Regions from separate parts of the Homo sapiens genome. Here regions 2, 3 and 4 are each linked to region 1. A link is a contact called in ENCODE Hi-C or POLR2A ChIA-PET data. All regions are on one chromosome and are shown on one strand. Each heading gives the region's core, a stretch centred on a gene start or an enhancer-like site at or near the end of the contact. The rest is flanking DNA. Distances are from core to core; before and after follow the strand shown.

What was found. Hi-C counts contacts between places; a loop is a spot of excess contacts on that map. ChIA-PET counts read pairs that join two places held with the same protein, here RNA polymerase II (POLR2A). Pooled maps may share reads with other maps.
Region 2: a loop to region 1 is called in a pooled map, with 3 times the contacts of the local background. The contact joins the promoter of GABPB2 here to the promoter of S100A10 in region 1. A Hi-C loop is called at or near these places in 1 of 50 pooled maps. POLR2A ChIA-PET finds 5 or more read pairs at or near these places in 2 of 52 experiments (OCI-LY7 and T-cell).
Region 3: a pooled map shows a loop between it and region 1 (5-fold over the local background). The contact joins the promoter of RFX5 here to the promoter of S100A10 in region 1. A Hi-C loop is called at or near these places in 4 of 50 pooled maps. POLR2A ChIA-PET finds 5 or more read pairs at or near these places in 2 of 52 experiments (CD8-positive, alpha-beta T cell and PC-9).
Region 4: a loop to region 1 is called in a pooled map, with 6 times the contacts of the local background. The contact joins the promoter of PSMB4 here to the promoter of S100A10 in region 1. A Hi-C loop is called at or near these places in 3 of 50 pooled maps. POLR2A ChIA-PET finds 5 or more read pairs at or near these places in 2 of 52 experiments (HCT116 and naive thymus-derived CD4-positive, alpha-beta T cell).

The regions. Positions count from the first base shown.
Region 1 is chr1:151,991,986-151,995,546 of GRCh38, reverse strand. It overlaps S100A10 (S100 calcium binding protein A10), which reads left to right and starts at 1,688. Exons shown (of 3, transcript NM_002966.3): 1 at 1,688-1,795. RefSeq lists silencers at 1,261-1,390, 1,521-1,570, 1,581-1,880 and an enhancer at 2,449-3,561.
Region 2 is chr1:151,069,073-151,072,633 of GRCh38, reverse strand. GABPB2 (GA binding protein transcription factor subunit beta 2) reads right to left here and starts at 1,873. Exons shown (of 9, transcript NM_144618.3): 1 at 1,700-1,873. MLLT11 (MLLT11 transcription factor 7 cofactor) reads right to left here. Exons shown (of 2, transcript NM_006818.4): 2 at 3,090-3,561. RefSeq lists enhancers at 489-1,423, 1,791-2,000, 1,424-2,358 and silencers at 1,321-1,480, 1,511-1,590.
Region 3 is chr1:151,346,002-151,349,562 of GRCh38, reverse strand. RFX5 (regulatory factor X5) reads left to right here and starts at 2,311. Exons shown (of 11, transcript NM_001025603.2): 1 at 2,311-2,352; 2 at 2,957-3,074; 3 at 3,230-3,358. The coding sequence starts at 3,243. RFX5-AS1 (RFX5 antisense RNA 1) reads right to left here and starts at 2,553. Exons shown (of 2, transcript NR_131972.1): 1 at 2,375-2,553; 2 at 1,672-1,931. RefSeq lists enhancers at 1,897-2,246, 2,213-2,795, 1,850-3,049, 3,389-3,478.
Region 4 is chr1:151,397,535-151,401,095 of GRCh38, reverse strand. PSMB4 (proteasome 20S subunit beta 4) reads right to left here and starts at 1,523. Exons shown (of 7, transcript NM_002796.3): 1 at 1,369-1,523; 2 at 909-1,115; 3 at 508-654; 4 at 251-332. The coding sequence starts at 1,508. RefSeq lists a silencer at 796-953 and enhancers at 722-1,443, 1,794-1,843, 1,444-2,166.

The DNA.
Region 1 (3,561 bases), core at 439-2,938:
CACTGGATTTTAATTGTTTGCTTATCTAACGCCCAATACTTGGAACTCTTCAGAGAAAGAGACTGATTCTCTAATCCCTGAATTCCCAGGCCTACCACATACACTAAAGCACTCCTAAGGTCTGTGGACCAGATGAAGAAATCAGATGAGTAGGGGTACGCAAACCCAGGCATTCCCATTCTAAACCCAGTCGCATTGCAATCCCTGCAACAAAAGGGATCCGAGATTTCCTCCACTGGTGACTGTGACCTGGGGACTGGGAAGTACTGTATACAGGAAGATCTTGAAGAGCTGTCCCCTTGAATAGTCAGCACCAGGGTTGCACGGAAAGTAATAGCTGAAATCCAAGTTGGGTTTTCCTGGCAACAGCCAATATTAGTCAGAGGTGGCACTTGGAGGATTCCCCAGGTCTGCTCATTCCTTTAGGATCATTCATTCCTCCCAAGGCCTCCCTTGGGAACAAAGGAAAACCCCAGAGTTTGGGATTGGGCTCTTTTCCACCAACAGCTGCTAGTAGTTTGTATTTAACCCTGAGTCACAATTAAAATAAAAGAGGGCGGGCGGGGGAGGGGCGAGGAGTTGGTAAGCATCCCCTAGGAAACACTTAGGTTTTCTCTAAATTTATTCCAGAAAATTCTTCTAAAGGACTTTTCAAGGACCACAGCATACTGCCTTGGAAACTTAGTTTTTAACCTTTTTCTTTTCTTTTTTTCTTTTTTCTTTTTTTTTTTTTTTTTTGAGACAGAGTCTCACTCTGTCACCCAGGCTGGAGTGCAGTGGTGCGATCTCGGCTCACTGCAACCTCTGTCTCCCAGGTTCAAGCGATTCTCATGCCTCAGTCTCCTGGGATTACAGGCGCGCATCACCACTCCCGGCTAATTTTTGTATCAGTAGAGACAAGGTTTCACCATGTTGGCTAAGCTGGTGTTGAACTCCTGACCTGAGGTGATCCGCCCGCCTCGGCCTCCCAAAGTGTTGGGATTACAGGCGTGAGCCACCGCGCCCGGCCAGTTTTTAACACTATTAGCCACACTGAAACTGAACTATTGATCAAGTGACGCCACACAAAGGGGTAAATCCCCTGTTCAACAAAGGGTTTGTGACGCCCCTGGGTGCTGACAAGCCAAACCGCACCCTCCCTGCGGCACCTCGCGGGCCGGTGGGGCGGGAAGCCCGGCTTCTGGGGAGGTGCCGCCCCTCCACTGGCGCAGGCCGCCGAGACCCCCAGACGGACCTCCTAGGGCTAATCTGATAGTGCCTCTGAGGTCGATAGGACTCCACGTGCCACTCCCTGCAGGGTCATCCAGCAAGTAATTCCTAGACCCGTAGGTGGCCGCAGAGCCGGTTACCTCTGGTTCTGCGCCAGCGTGCCCCACCCGCAGGACGGCCGGGTTCTTTGATTTGTACACTTTCTAAAACCAAACCCGAGAGGAAGGGCAGGCTCAGGGTGGGGATGCCCTGAAATATTCGAGAGCAGGACCGTTTCTACTGAAGAGAAGTTTACAAGAACGCTCTGTCTGGGGCGGGCGAGGCCTCTGCGAGGCGGGTCCGGGAGCGAGGGCAGGGCGTGGGCCGCGCGCCCGGGGTCGGGGGAGTCGGGGGCAGGAAGAGGGGGAGGAGACAGGGCTGGGGGAGCGCCCTGCCGAGCGCCCGCCAGGCTCCTCCCGCTCCCGCGCCGCCTCCCTCTACCCACCCGCCGCACGTACTAAGGAAGGCGCACAGCCCGCCGCGCTCGCCTCTCCGCCCCGCGTCCAGCTCGCCCAGCTCGCCCAGCGTCCGCCGCGCCTCGGCCAAGGTGAGCTCCGCCCGGCCCACGCGCCCCTCCTGGGTAGTCCCCAGGCCCGGACCTGCTGCCCGGGGAAAACCCTGCACCCGGCTTCGCGGGGCGTCCGGAGCACCGCGGGGCTGGGCGGGGAGCGGCTGGTGGGGAATCCGCTGCTCAGTGCTCCGGGCCACACCCAAACGAGGCCAGCAGCGCCCCTCCCCGGCCCGGGCGCGGCCGCCCCCAGACCCACGCGGACCAGAGGAGGGGGCACTTGTTCTTTAGGAGGGGACCGTGGTATTGGTGCGCCTGAACCTCTTCCCTCCTCCCTTTATGTTTGCGTTGCTTTACTCCCACCTTTCCTACTTTCCCACTCGTCTCTCGGGTTACCGAATCCCTCCTACACGCCCCTGCCCTGGCTGGCGTGTTTCTTGGTGGGTTCCGCTCGCAGGCCGGGTCTGCATGTTCGTAGCCTGCTCCCGGCTGTACCGCCCAAGTAGGCGCGGGTAGGACGAGTAGGCAGCTGGGGCGTCCCTTCCGTAACCCTTAGTCCGTCGGCCAAACAGGCGTTTCTGGTCGGGGCTTCCTGTTGTCTGCTCGACGGAAAGGGTCTTCCTGCTGAGGGAGGGAGGTCCACTTGTTTTCTTTCTACAGCAGTTTGGCTGGGGTTTGTGGGAGAGGGCCCTGTGTGACGTGGTTTCTCTACTGAAAGGGTTCCCTTGCTGTCTTAATAAGTGGAACCAGAAAGAGATGGAGGAAGAGCAGGCTTGATGAAGGATCTTCCAATCATAGATTAATTTGGCCCGGTGCAGTGAAACAGACAGACGTGCCTTTGGTACTTGGTTCACCACCTGTGCTTTGGCCGAAGGAATGGCGCTGCCCCTAGCCGTGGACACTGCTGCCTGTCCAGCCTCAGTCCAGCTCTGCCTAAGTGAAACCAGGAGCTCTGCCTTGTTGGCTGGGGTGGAATGCAGAGCGCTCCAAGCCAGGCCAGCACAGGGGAGCCCTAAGCCAGATTCTGGGATGCATTAAGCCCACCCCGTTTTCTGCCCCCACCCAGTTCCGTCTCTGCGGGAGCTTCTGCAGGGCGTGGTTAGCACAAAGGGCTCCAGGATTCTCCCAGTGGTCTGAGGCCTGTGACTCAGCTGTGAGACCATGTGGGTGTGGCCGGTTGCAGATACTCTCGGTGGATGGTTTGGACAGAACACTCCCTGAAGGAAAAGGAGAACTGTGCCATCTCAGAGGGCATTTTCCAAGAGGAAGTGAGTCACACCTGGTCTGGCTGCCAGTCTGCAGGAGAGGTTTCTCGACTGAACTGCCGGTGAGGGCAGTAATTAGATCTGCAGGGCCTTGGCGAGACCGCTTTTCGTTATCGGCCAGTATGCGCCTGGCAGCCTGCCTCAGCCTTACTTGGGAGGTAGCTTTTCCCGCTAAGAGGTTTGCAGTTGTTGCGGATATTTTTCCCCAGAAGCTTGAGTTTCAGTCTCCAGGAATGGAGTTTTATGTTGTGCGTTTTAGGTGAGGCCAGGCTCATGGAAACACCCAGTCGGTGATCTTTGCCTCCAACATGTTTCAGCAAATTGCAAAAGATAATGCCAGGGGTTGGAGTGGGAATGAGTTCATATAACTTATTGGAAGTTTCTTCATCGGCCCTGCCCCCACAGATTCCTATCCAGTTTCTCTTTAATCATCCCTTCCAAATGGTGTATTTGTTCCTTCACAGCCAGAGGATAGTTTCTTCACTGTGGCCCTTGATCCACCATTTGGAGTTTCTTATCTAGGTTCTTACAATTTTTTTG
Region 2 (3,561 bases), core at 624-3,123, 920 kb after region 1:
CCTCAGGTGATCCACCCACCTCGGCCTCCCAAAGTGCTGGGATTACAGGCCAGAGCCACCACGCCCGGCCTGTTTGTTTTTTAAAGAGACAGGGCCTCACTCTGTGGTCCAGGCTGGAGTGCAGTGGTGCAATCACGGCTCACTGCAGCCTCGACCTCAAGCGATCCTCCCACCTCAGTTTCCCGAGTAGCTGGGACCACCAGTGGGCACTACCACGCCCAGCTGATTAAAAATAATTTTTTTTTCTCTGTACCGACAGGGGTCTCCCTATTTCGCCCAGGCTGGTCTAGAACTCCAGGGCTCAAGGGATCCTCCCACCTCAGCTTCCCAAAATGCTGGGATTACAGGCGTGAGCCACTGCGCCCGGCCAAAACCTTTCAATAAGTGTGTGTTTTAATAATTCATGAAGTGCTTGAGCTCTTGACAACAAAGTACTCTATTATCCAAGATAATTAGAGTAATTACTTTTGTTTATTTAAGAATCTGGATGGGGCAGTTTTCTCTTTATTGTCATCAAAGCACGTGTGAAAATACATGCCTAAGAACATCTCTACTGGATTGGGTGGACCAAGTGATTAGATGAAAATATGGTCTTGGATGGCCAAAATTTTGTTACATCGTTGATAGTAAGCCATAGACTGTCCTTTTCCAAAGACGTTGGGTTGGGGGGGACCCCCTAGAGAGAAAGCCCTTTTGGGAAAAGGGAGAGGAATGGGATGACCTCTGGCTCAAGGAAGTATGTGAAAACAGGAGACAGCCAACGGAAAGAATTGCAATGGAAGAATCTATGGTTCTTTTAGTATTGCTCAAGTCCCCACTGGGCGGCCAGCTGTACAAACAACTGTGAAAGAAGCAGAGGCGAGGCCGGGAGCCGTGGCTCACGCCTGCAATCCCAGCACTTTGGAAGGCCAAGGCGGGGGGATCCCCTAAGGTCAGGAGTTCGAGACCAGCCTGGCTAACATGGTGAAACCCCGTCTCTATTAAAAATATACAAAAATTAGCCATGCATGGTGGCGCACGCCTGTAATCCCAGCTACTCGGGAGGCTGAGGCAGGAGAATCGCTTGAACCCGGGAAGCGGAGGTTGCAGTGAGCTGCAGGTTGCAGTGAGCCGAAATCGCGCCACTGCACTCCAGCCTGGGTGACAGAGCAAGACTCAGTTTTGAAAAAAAAAAAAAAAAGAGCAAAAAAGCAGAGGCGGGGCCCGTACTGCTCTCATTCAGATTACCGAGTTCACTAGTAATCTTTCAGGTCATTATTTGGGTCAGATAATGAGAGTCGCCGTTTCCCTCTCTATCATAAACCCTACAGTTCCTCACACCAATGTCTGTCTGAAAGATGGGAACCAATTTGGGGCAGGGGGCCAAACTCAGCCTCGGCGACAGGCCTCGGCCCCGGCTCCGCGCCGCCCCCTAGTGGTCACCTCCGCGGCCTGGGCTTCCCTTGGTCCAGCTCCCCAGCCCCAGGTCTTACACCCACCCCCTTCTTCACCTCCTTCCAGTCCCCTCCCCTTCCTCCCGACAGCATCCCCTTCCTCCCCGTCCCCCTCCCGCCGCTGCCCCCGCTTCAGTGACGGGGAGCCGCGAGGTCTGCACCCAGAAGTCCGAGGCTGGGCTGGGAAGCGGTGTGACTTCTCACGGCACTTTCCTTTCCAGCCCTGACGCCCCCCGGAGTCCACACATCTCTTCTTTCCTCCTCACCTCCTCGTCCGGGACGCTGCCGGCCACGCTTCCACGGAGCCCGCCAGTTTAGTCCCGTTTCCTTCTCTAGTTAAGACTCCCTGTCAAGGACGGTTACTTTTTGCCCTTTTCATGTGTGCATGTTTTGGGGGCCTTTAACCCCCCCTCGTGGAGAAACAGAGGCAACAAAATGGCGGACCCGGAAATGAAGGCGCCGCGAGTAAGATTTCTGGCGGAGGAATCTGTGAAGGGAAAATGATCAGAAAACTCATGCTCCCATTCTAACAGAAAGATGATGCACCCCCGAGGTTCATCGCCTTTCTGCTGAGGCACTTCTGAGGTGGAAAAGTGCGTCACCGAGGCATGCTAGGCAGGACTATTTAACGGGGCGGAGGACTGCTGGTTACGTATCTTGCGCGTCTGAATAGTTCCAGCAGGGGACGGATCCTAGGTCTGGTGTTGGCGCCAAGAACCTGGCGAACTGCTGAGGGAGACTCGGAGCGTGCGTCAGTCATGCAGATTGCGTCTTAACTCTTGGCTGCTTCTTCGGGGTCCGGGGCGGCCAGGTTTAGTTTGACAGGAAAGCCTCGTTTCCTTATCCCAACCTCGGCTGCAGCTGTTTGGGACGTTCCTGGCTTTGTGCATTGGGTTCTGGTGCCTGATGGACACATTTTTCCAGTTACAGGCCGAATGTAAGGACCCCAGAGCCAAGCTGTCAGTGAGAACAGTGAAACAAATAACTGAGTCATTTCTTTTCTTTCTTTCTTTTTTTTTTTTGAGACGGAGTCTCGCTCTGTCGCCCAGGCTGGAGTGCAGTGGCTCGATCTCGGCTCGCTGCATGCTCCGTCTCCCGGGCTCACGCCATTCTCCTGCCTCAGCCTCCGGAGTAGCTGGGACTGCAGGCGCCCGCCACCACGCCCGGAGATTTTTTTGTATTTTTAGTGGAGACGGGGTTTCACCGTGTTAGCTAGGATGGTCTCGATCTCCTGACATCGTGATCCACCCGCCTCGGCCTCCCAAAGTGCTGGGATTACAGGCGTGACCCACCGCGCGCGGCCTTTTTTTTTTGAGACGGAGTCTCGCTTCGTCCGTCGCCCAGGCTGAAGTGCAGTGGCGTGACCTCGGTTCGCTGCAACCTCTGCCTCCCGGGTTCAAGTGATTGTCCTGCCTCAGCCTCCCCAGCAGCTGGGATTACAGGCGTCCGCCACCACGCTGGGCTAATTTTTGTATTTTTAGTAGAGATGGGGTTTTATTTTACCATGTTGGCCAGGCTGGTCTCGAACTCCTGACCTCAAGTGATTGGCCCGCCTCGGCCTCCCGAAGTGCTGGGATTACAGGCGTGAGCCACCGCGCCCGGCCTGAGTCATTTCTTTTTGGAGGCCTGCAAGAGGATGGAGCATGAGTTTGCAAATCCATTTAGTCACTTTATTTACCAAACAGTTGATCCCTGTCTCCACCCACCAATTGCCATGGCTGAAGGACTCTGAAGGGGCCCTTCAAAACTCAGTAAAAATAGAAAAGGACGCACTACTTATCCTTCCTGGCCCCATTCTTCGTTAGACTGGGACCGTCTTTAGATGTGGGCTTTTCATGGCCTAGAGGGAGGATTTGTCTTTTTTTCTCCCACCTGGGGACTTCTCTAGATCATCCTTATTTAGGGTATAGTGTCATCCTTATTTATAGTACACTGCCCAATTCTGTCCTATCCATATTGGTATTTACAGTTTCTCTTTTGAGAGTTGGAGTCTTGTCTCATTCCCGTTTACATTCTGTTTGGCTCAGTGCTTTCCTATAGCAGGCACACAAAAACCAGAAGTTAAGCAGATAACATATTTGAGTGAATTCGTTTATCTTCTTAGGCACCTAGGAGAATTATTACCTGA
Region 3 (3,561 bases), core at 1,062-3,561, 650 kb after region 1:
CCTGGCTGTGTGTGGTGTGTGTGTGTGTGTGTGTGTGTGTGTGTGTGTGTGTGTGTGTGTGTGTTTAGAGAGAGACAGAGTCTCACTTTGTTGCCCAGGCTGGTCTCAAACTCCTGGCCCCAAGCAATCCTCTTGCCTTTGCCTCCCAAAGTATTGAGATTATAGGCATGAGCCATCATGTCCAGCCCGTTATACCCATATTTATTTATGAGTATCTGCAAATATGTATACATGCAGTCTAAGGCAGTGCTCAAAACAATCAGCTTTGAGGCAGACTGCCTGCCTTTGGATCCTGATTCTAGCACTTTCTACATATATGACTAAGGACAAGTCCCTTCACCTCTCCACATTGGTTTCCTCATCTGTAAAATGGAGACAGTAACAGTACCTACTTCAGAGAGTTGCTGTGAGCATTACACGAGGTGTTTAGCATTTGGTATGGTGTCTGATACCTAATAAACACCAAATAAATTTTTGTTTGTTTTTGTTTGAGACGGAGTTTCGCTCTTGTTGCCAGGCTGTAGTGTAATGGCACAATCCTCCGCCTCCCCAGTTCAAGTGATTCTCCTGCCTCAGCCTCCCGAGTAGCTGGGATTACAGGCATGCGCCACCACGCCCGGCTAATCTTGTATTTTTAGTAGAGACGGGGTTTCTTCATGTTGGTCAAGCTGGTCTCGAACTCCCAACCTTAGGTGATCCGCCCACCTCAGCCTCCCAAAGTTTTGGGATTACAGGCGTGAGCCACCGCGCCTGGCCTAATAAACACCAAATAAATTTTAGCTGTTATTAGAAAACCTGGCCAGGTGCAGTGGCTCACACCTGTAATCCCAGCACTTTGGGAGGCCAAGGCAGGTGGATCACCTGAAGTCAGGAGTTTGAGACCAGCCTGACCAACATGGTGAAACTCCGTCTCTACTAAAAACACAAAAATTATCTGGGCGTGGTGATGCACGTCTGTAAACCCAGTTACTCGGGAGGGTGAGGCAGGAGAATCGCTTGAACCCAGGAGGCGGAGGTTGCAGTGAGCCAAGATCGTGCCATTGCACTCCAGCCTGGGCAACAGAGCGAGACTCCGTCTCAAAGAAAAAAAAAAAAGAAAGAAAGAAAGAAAAAAGAAAACCTCTTGCCAATATATCCTTATTGCCCCAACTCCACAATCTCCTGGGTTCCCCCAGCACTCATAGAAGCTGATAATAGGGAAAGGTAGGCTGTAAAGGGCAATGGTGATGAGCTCAGGCAGCACTACTGTCTTCTTTACAAAAGCACATTAATGATGAGCCTGGAGAACATATTAGATGTCAGGATGGCAAATACAGTTTTGGTTGTAACATGACCGCTGCGCAAAACAAAATACATCCATGTAAGAGGCTTTCAACCTGGAGTCCATGACCTCTCTGAAATTAGATGCAAAACTTGGTCTCTGTGTGCATTTTTCATGGTAGAGGGTCCATTGCTTTTGTCTGATTCATAACCTTAAAATGTCTTAAGTAAGAGGGTTAAGAACCCATGACCTATTCAGTACAATGTTCCCTGAGTGTAAAAAGTTCCTGTGGCATCCAGCACCCCCGTGGGAGTCCATCAAAATTCCAGGGTTCACCGACTGCAGAACTATGGGGATGCAAATGCATTTGCAACTCTTTGGAAGTAAAGTACACACGGGAAACCAAGAAATACTAAGAGGGAAAAAGCATTTTAGTTTAATGGGTACAACTGCTGAGGTTTTGAGGCCTCCATCAAGAAGGAAAAGAGAGCCCAGATTGCAGGTCTGTTGCGAGTAAGTGTGTCTGCAGGTTGTATTAGGCATGTGGTGATGGTGATGGGGGGTTATAGGAGCTTACAGTGAACTTCCATCACTCCTACCCATCATTGTCTAGTTATTTTATCATCCATTGATTCTTCTCTTCCGGCAGCTCTGAGGACCGTAGACTAAACTGAAACACAAAAGGGGAGGGCAAAAGAAAAGACAGTTCCAAAGGGAGCCGAGCGCCCGTTCTTTCATCCTGCGGTCCCTTTAAGAGAAGAACCTCTTGGGACCTGCAGTCCCAACCGACCCCAGTTTTAACCGAAACCCAACCCGGACTTCCCCCTCTTGACTCAAATAAGACCAACTTTGGATTTTCCCTCCCCTATTGACCAATCAGATTCTGTTACCAGGCAGACTTCAGCGGCCGCCGGTACGAGCCCGGCGCCTTCTGTCTCCGGGTGGCAGCAGTGACCAATGACAGAGCAGGCCGCCCGTGTATCTAGGCAGATCGCGGCTGTTACAACCATTCAGAAAAAGGAAAATAAAGCAACGCACGAGCCGGCTGGGCCAGGACCTTGGGGCTGGGCTGGAGTGAAGGTGGCTACGAGGTAGTTTCTCTTTCTCCCTTACCTTTATTGTTGCTTGTGTTGGAAGGCGACTGTTCAGAGGTAGGGAGGGGCAAGATGAGTTGGGAGGAGAGCAGAAAAAGATTGTAGCTGTATTTTCAACAGCTTCTTCACCCATGTGCACGTGCCCGGAATCTGGGACCCCATTCCCCTGCCGGGTTTCTGACGCCCAGCGCATGAGTTCCGCTACCCCGCCCCACCCCCGCTCCACTTTGCAGAAACCGGGGATTGAATGGAGGGGGAAGGGAAGGAGGTGGGGGCGCGCCTCAGGATGGGCTGTTGTGGGAGATGACGTAGGGGCCGGCGACGTGGGGAGGGGGAGCAGCGGGGGAAGTCGTGGCGAGATTAAGTAATGAGAACTTGGGCCCAGTTTTTTTTCCAAGCCTAGAAGGGCAGAATATGTTCGTATCCTTTCTGACCTCCCAGGCATATGCAATGGTGAGGAGTATTTTTGAGAATTAGAGAACTTTGTTTTGTGGCTGTTATTGTTGTTTTTGAGGGGGAGGAGGGCAGTATGGGGTCAGAGGCAGAAATGAAAATTTCTTGCTAACATGGATTCCCAATCCCCCTATCTCTTCCTTTACAGTTTTCCAGATTTAGGAGACTTCAGAAAGGTGGGGCAGATAGAATGGAGATGGCAAAGATCTCTTTGGGCATATATGGGCCTGGCGAAGTAATGGAATAATTTCTAATTTTCGGAGAAGGCAAGTGGTGAGAAAAAGACCACCGGGGAAATTCGGAGGCTTTGTTTCTGTTTCTCTGCCTTTCTGGGTAAAGAGATGAGGAGTGCCCTGGGGCCTTCTGGGGAAGGGAAGGCCAGTGTGAGTTACATCTTTATGCCTGTCCCTCTCAATTCTAGCCCTCATGCCGGGATGGCAGAAGATGAGCCTGATGCTAAGAGCCCCAAGACTGGGGGAAGGGCCCCCCCAGGTGGTGCTGAGGCTGGGGAACCTACCACCCTTCTTCAGAGGCTCCGAGGTACCATTTCGTAAGTACTCATCACATCTCCAAGTCCTGTCCAAGACCTGAGTATAGATCCCTGCAGCACTTCACTTTGGCTGTAGATGAACTGCCTCTCAGCAAGGGCATGGGAGCAGAGGGAGATTTTTGGCCATGGTAGCAATTCTTGAGCACCTGCTGGGCATTTCAGTCCTTTTCCCTCCCTAGCAGTCAGATAAAGAGACAGGGAAA
Region 4 (3,561 bases), core at 274-2,773, 590 kb after region 1:
AGCTAAGAGCCACTTCAGGAAGAAGTTCTAGGGTGTCCTCTCTTTGCATGTCTACTGACTCCCAGTCATGTCATCTTGTCACTGGAATCAGTGTCAACACCTACAGCCCCCAGACTACAAAGAAAACCATCTGCCCAGTAATAGCGATCCCAGCCCATCCCTCATATCAGAATTTCAGGAGAAAAGCAGACAACCACTAATCCATTTCCTTTTGTCTTCCCTTTCCCCCACCTCTAGACTTACTACTTACCTGAGCCAAGTATGCACCATAACCAGTGGCCAGCGAAGGGGCTTCATAGGCTACACCAAGCATGTCCACATAACCGAGGAAGCTAACAGGACACAATGGGTCAAAACTCATTTCACCTTAGATTCATCTTAGCTGAAGAAGGGGACCATGGGGTCTGAGTTAAAGTGGGATTCACTTGGGGAGAAGAGACAGAAGAGATACTACACAGGTACTAGGTTGGGTGGTAAAGGAAATAAGTTATTTGTATTCATATGAACCTCTCTCCATCAGCATAGCCTCCGATGACCATGGTGTTCCACAAAGGGTTCATCTTCGAGCGCCGGCTGTACATGGCCCTGGTCAGCCATGAATGAATAGCTCTAGGACTATAGCTGTGTCCATCTCCCAGAAGCTCCTCATCAATCCTTAAAAGGAATTGGTTGTGAGAAAAGGGAGAGAATTAAGTCGGGGTCTCCACCCATCCCCAAAAGAAGTTACCACACCTTCCCCCATTTTACACCTAATGCCAAAAACTTTATTGCAAACACAGATCGCCCACCTCCAACAACTCTTCCAGTCCCCCGCTGCAACAAGTCCCCCCATCCCATCGAAGGGAATAAAAAACAGGGGACTCCCCTCTCTACTTGGGAACCACTCTCCTGTTCTCTGGATGACTTACACCATCTGGCCGAGAACTTGCTTCAAATACTGGAAATCAGCGTAGTCGCCAGAGGCACCCAGCATGGTACTGTTGTTGACTCGCATAATGCGAGAGATGTTGCGGAAACGAGCCAAGGAGCCGTAGGATCCCAGCATGTCTGCGGCAATCACCACTCCGCCCTCGAACTTAACGCCGAGGACTGAGGTCCCGGTCACCATGGGGTTCCTAAAGAGTGAGAACGGTGGGAGCTGAGAGGGGGGATGGACTGCGCCCTCTTTCCGCGCACTGAGCTGCGCTTCTGATTTTCTATAATTCCTTCCAATTATTCTGCATTCTCCAGGACTCCGCGCCCTGAGCTCCCCTGCCGTTCGCGCGCCCCCGGGGTCCCCGCCTCACCTTCCCGGGCTCTCAAAACCAGCCGGCAGCACCAGGCCCCACGGTCCCTCCCGCTACGCAAACGAAAGCGCCGAGAACTTACTGGGTCCGCGTGATTGGACCTCTGTAAAGTGCAGACGCCGGATCCATGAAGGAATCGGGAGTGGACGGAATGCGGTAAAACTGTCCTGGGGCCGGACCCCCCGCCCAAAGTCCGGACCGCGACCCCAAAAACGCTTCCATCTTAGTCACGGTAGCAGAAAAAATGAAAGCGCTTGCGCCAACGGAAGCGGAAGTGATCCTTCAGTGTCATTTCTTTCTTTTTCCTGTAGACGACTTCCAGCAGCCATGTTGATGAGGTCGTAGCTGAACATGCAGTAATCCTAGGTGGCGACCGAGACAGGGAGTTGAAATTGCCCAACATCGCTTCGCATCGCATCGCATCTCCGTGGAGTTTGGACCAGATCACAGCGTTCTAACACACGATTCAAGGAGGAGGGAGGCATGAAGGTGGGGTGGGGAGGTGGCCACTTAAAGACGCTGATCCTGAGTGAGACGTCACAATTTTTTATTTTATTTTTTATTTTTTTGAGACGGAGTCTCGCTCTGGCCCCCAGGCTGGAATGCAGTGGCGCGATCTCGGCTCACTGCAACCTCCGCCTCCCAGATTCAAGCGATTCTCGTGCCTTAGCCTCCCGAGTAGCTGGGATTACAGGCGCCTGCCACCACGCCTGGCTAATTTTTTGTATTTTTGCTAGAGATGGGGTTTCACCATGTTGGCCAGGCTGGTCTCGAACTCCGGATCTCAGGTGATCCGCCTGCCTCGGACTCCCAAAGTGCTGGGATTACAGGAGTAAGCCGCCTCGCCCGGCCTAGAAGTCACAGTTCTCATGTTCCTTTTGTATCATTATCAAAAAGCCCACATGAAAATATCAGTGAACACAGGATCTCTTACATCTGTACTCCTCAGAGCAGCCCCATGTGGCAGGCATTATTCGACCCATTTGGTAAATAGGAAACCGAGGCTTGCGGTGTAGTGATTTACCCAGTCACACAGCCGATAACGGTAGAACTGAATCTTGAAGCTAGAATAAAAAAAGGAATCAGGGCCGGGTGCGGTGGCTCATGCCTGTAATCCCAGAACTTTGGGAGGCCAAGACGGGAGGATCACTTGAACCCAGGAATTCAAGACCAGCCTTGGCAACATGGTGAGACCTCACCTCTACAAAACAAAACAAAACAAAAAATTAGCCAGGCCTGTAATTCCAGCTACTTGGGAGGGTGAGGTGGGAGAATCGCCTGAACCCGAGGGAGGTTGCAGTGAGCCAAGGTGGCGCCACTGCACTCCAGCCTGGGCAACAGAGCGAGACCCTGTCACAAAAAAAAAAAAAAAAAAAAAAAAAAAAAGAATACACTTGTGTATACCCTGTGGGGTGTGATAGCTCAGGTGGATCAAGCACTCTCTGTGGGACCTTAGACAAGTCTGAAAGTTTCCTTATTGTCAAGGGCCCTTGCCCACCTCTAAAGAAACAGAAAAATTCCATTGGAAGTGTAGGGGTGAAACTAAATTCCAGGGGTTTCCTTCTCAGTGTAACTCCATAGCAGGGGCTGGAAACTGTCTTGAATCAAACTGGTGAATTTTGTCAAAGATAAACAAAGCCGGACACTAAAGTGGAAAGGACAGATTTCAATCAGTAATAACTACTACAATAAGGAAAAACAGTTCAGCATGAACTGAACTCAACTGCAATTTGTATGCAAGTAATGGGTATTTTATAGGGAAAATGAGGTTAGGGGACAGTGAGACAGAGGGTCAGTAGAGTCAGGGAAGTGAACATTTACAGAATTAGTCAATGTAAATGTGCTTAGGTCAATGATGTCTGCTAGCTGGCATTTATGGAAGTTAGGATTCCATCCTCCCACAGAGACTGGTGAGGATACCATCCTCAACACTGTCCTTAGGTGTCTTTTGTTTGTTTGTTTTTTGAGACAAGGTCTGGCTCTGTCACCCAGGCTGGAGTGCAGTGGCATGATCTCGGCTCACTGCGACCCTTGCCTCCCCGGCTCCAGCGATCCTCCAGCTGCAACCTCTCGAGTAGCTGGGGACTACAGATGCCACACCCGGCTAATTTTTGTTTTTGTTTTTTTTCTTTTTTTCTTATTTTGAGAGGGAGTCTTGCTCTGTTGCACAGGCTGGAGTGCAGTGGCACGATCTCAACTCAAAGCAGCCTCCGCCTCCCTGGTTCAAGCGATTCTCCAGCCTCAGCCTCCTCAGTAGCTGGGATTACAGGGGTGC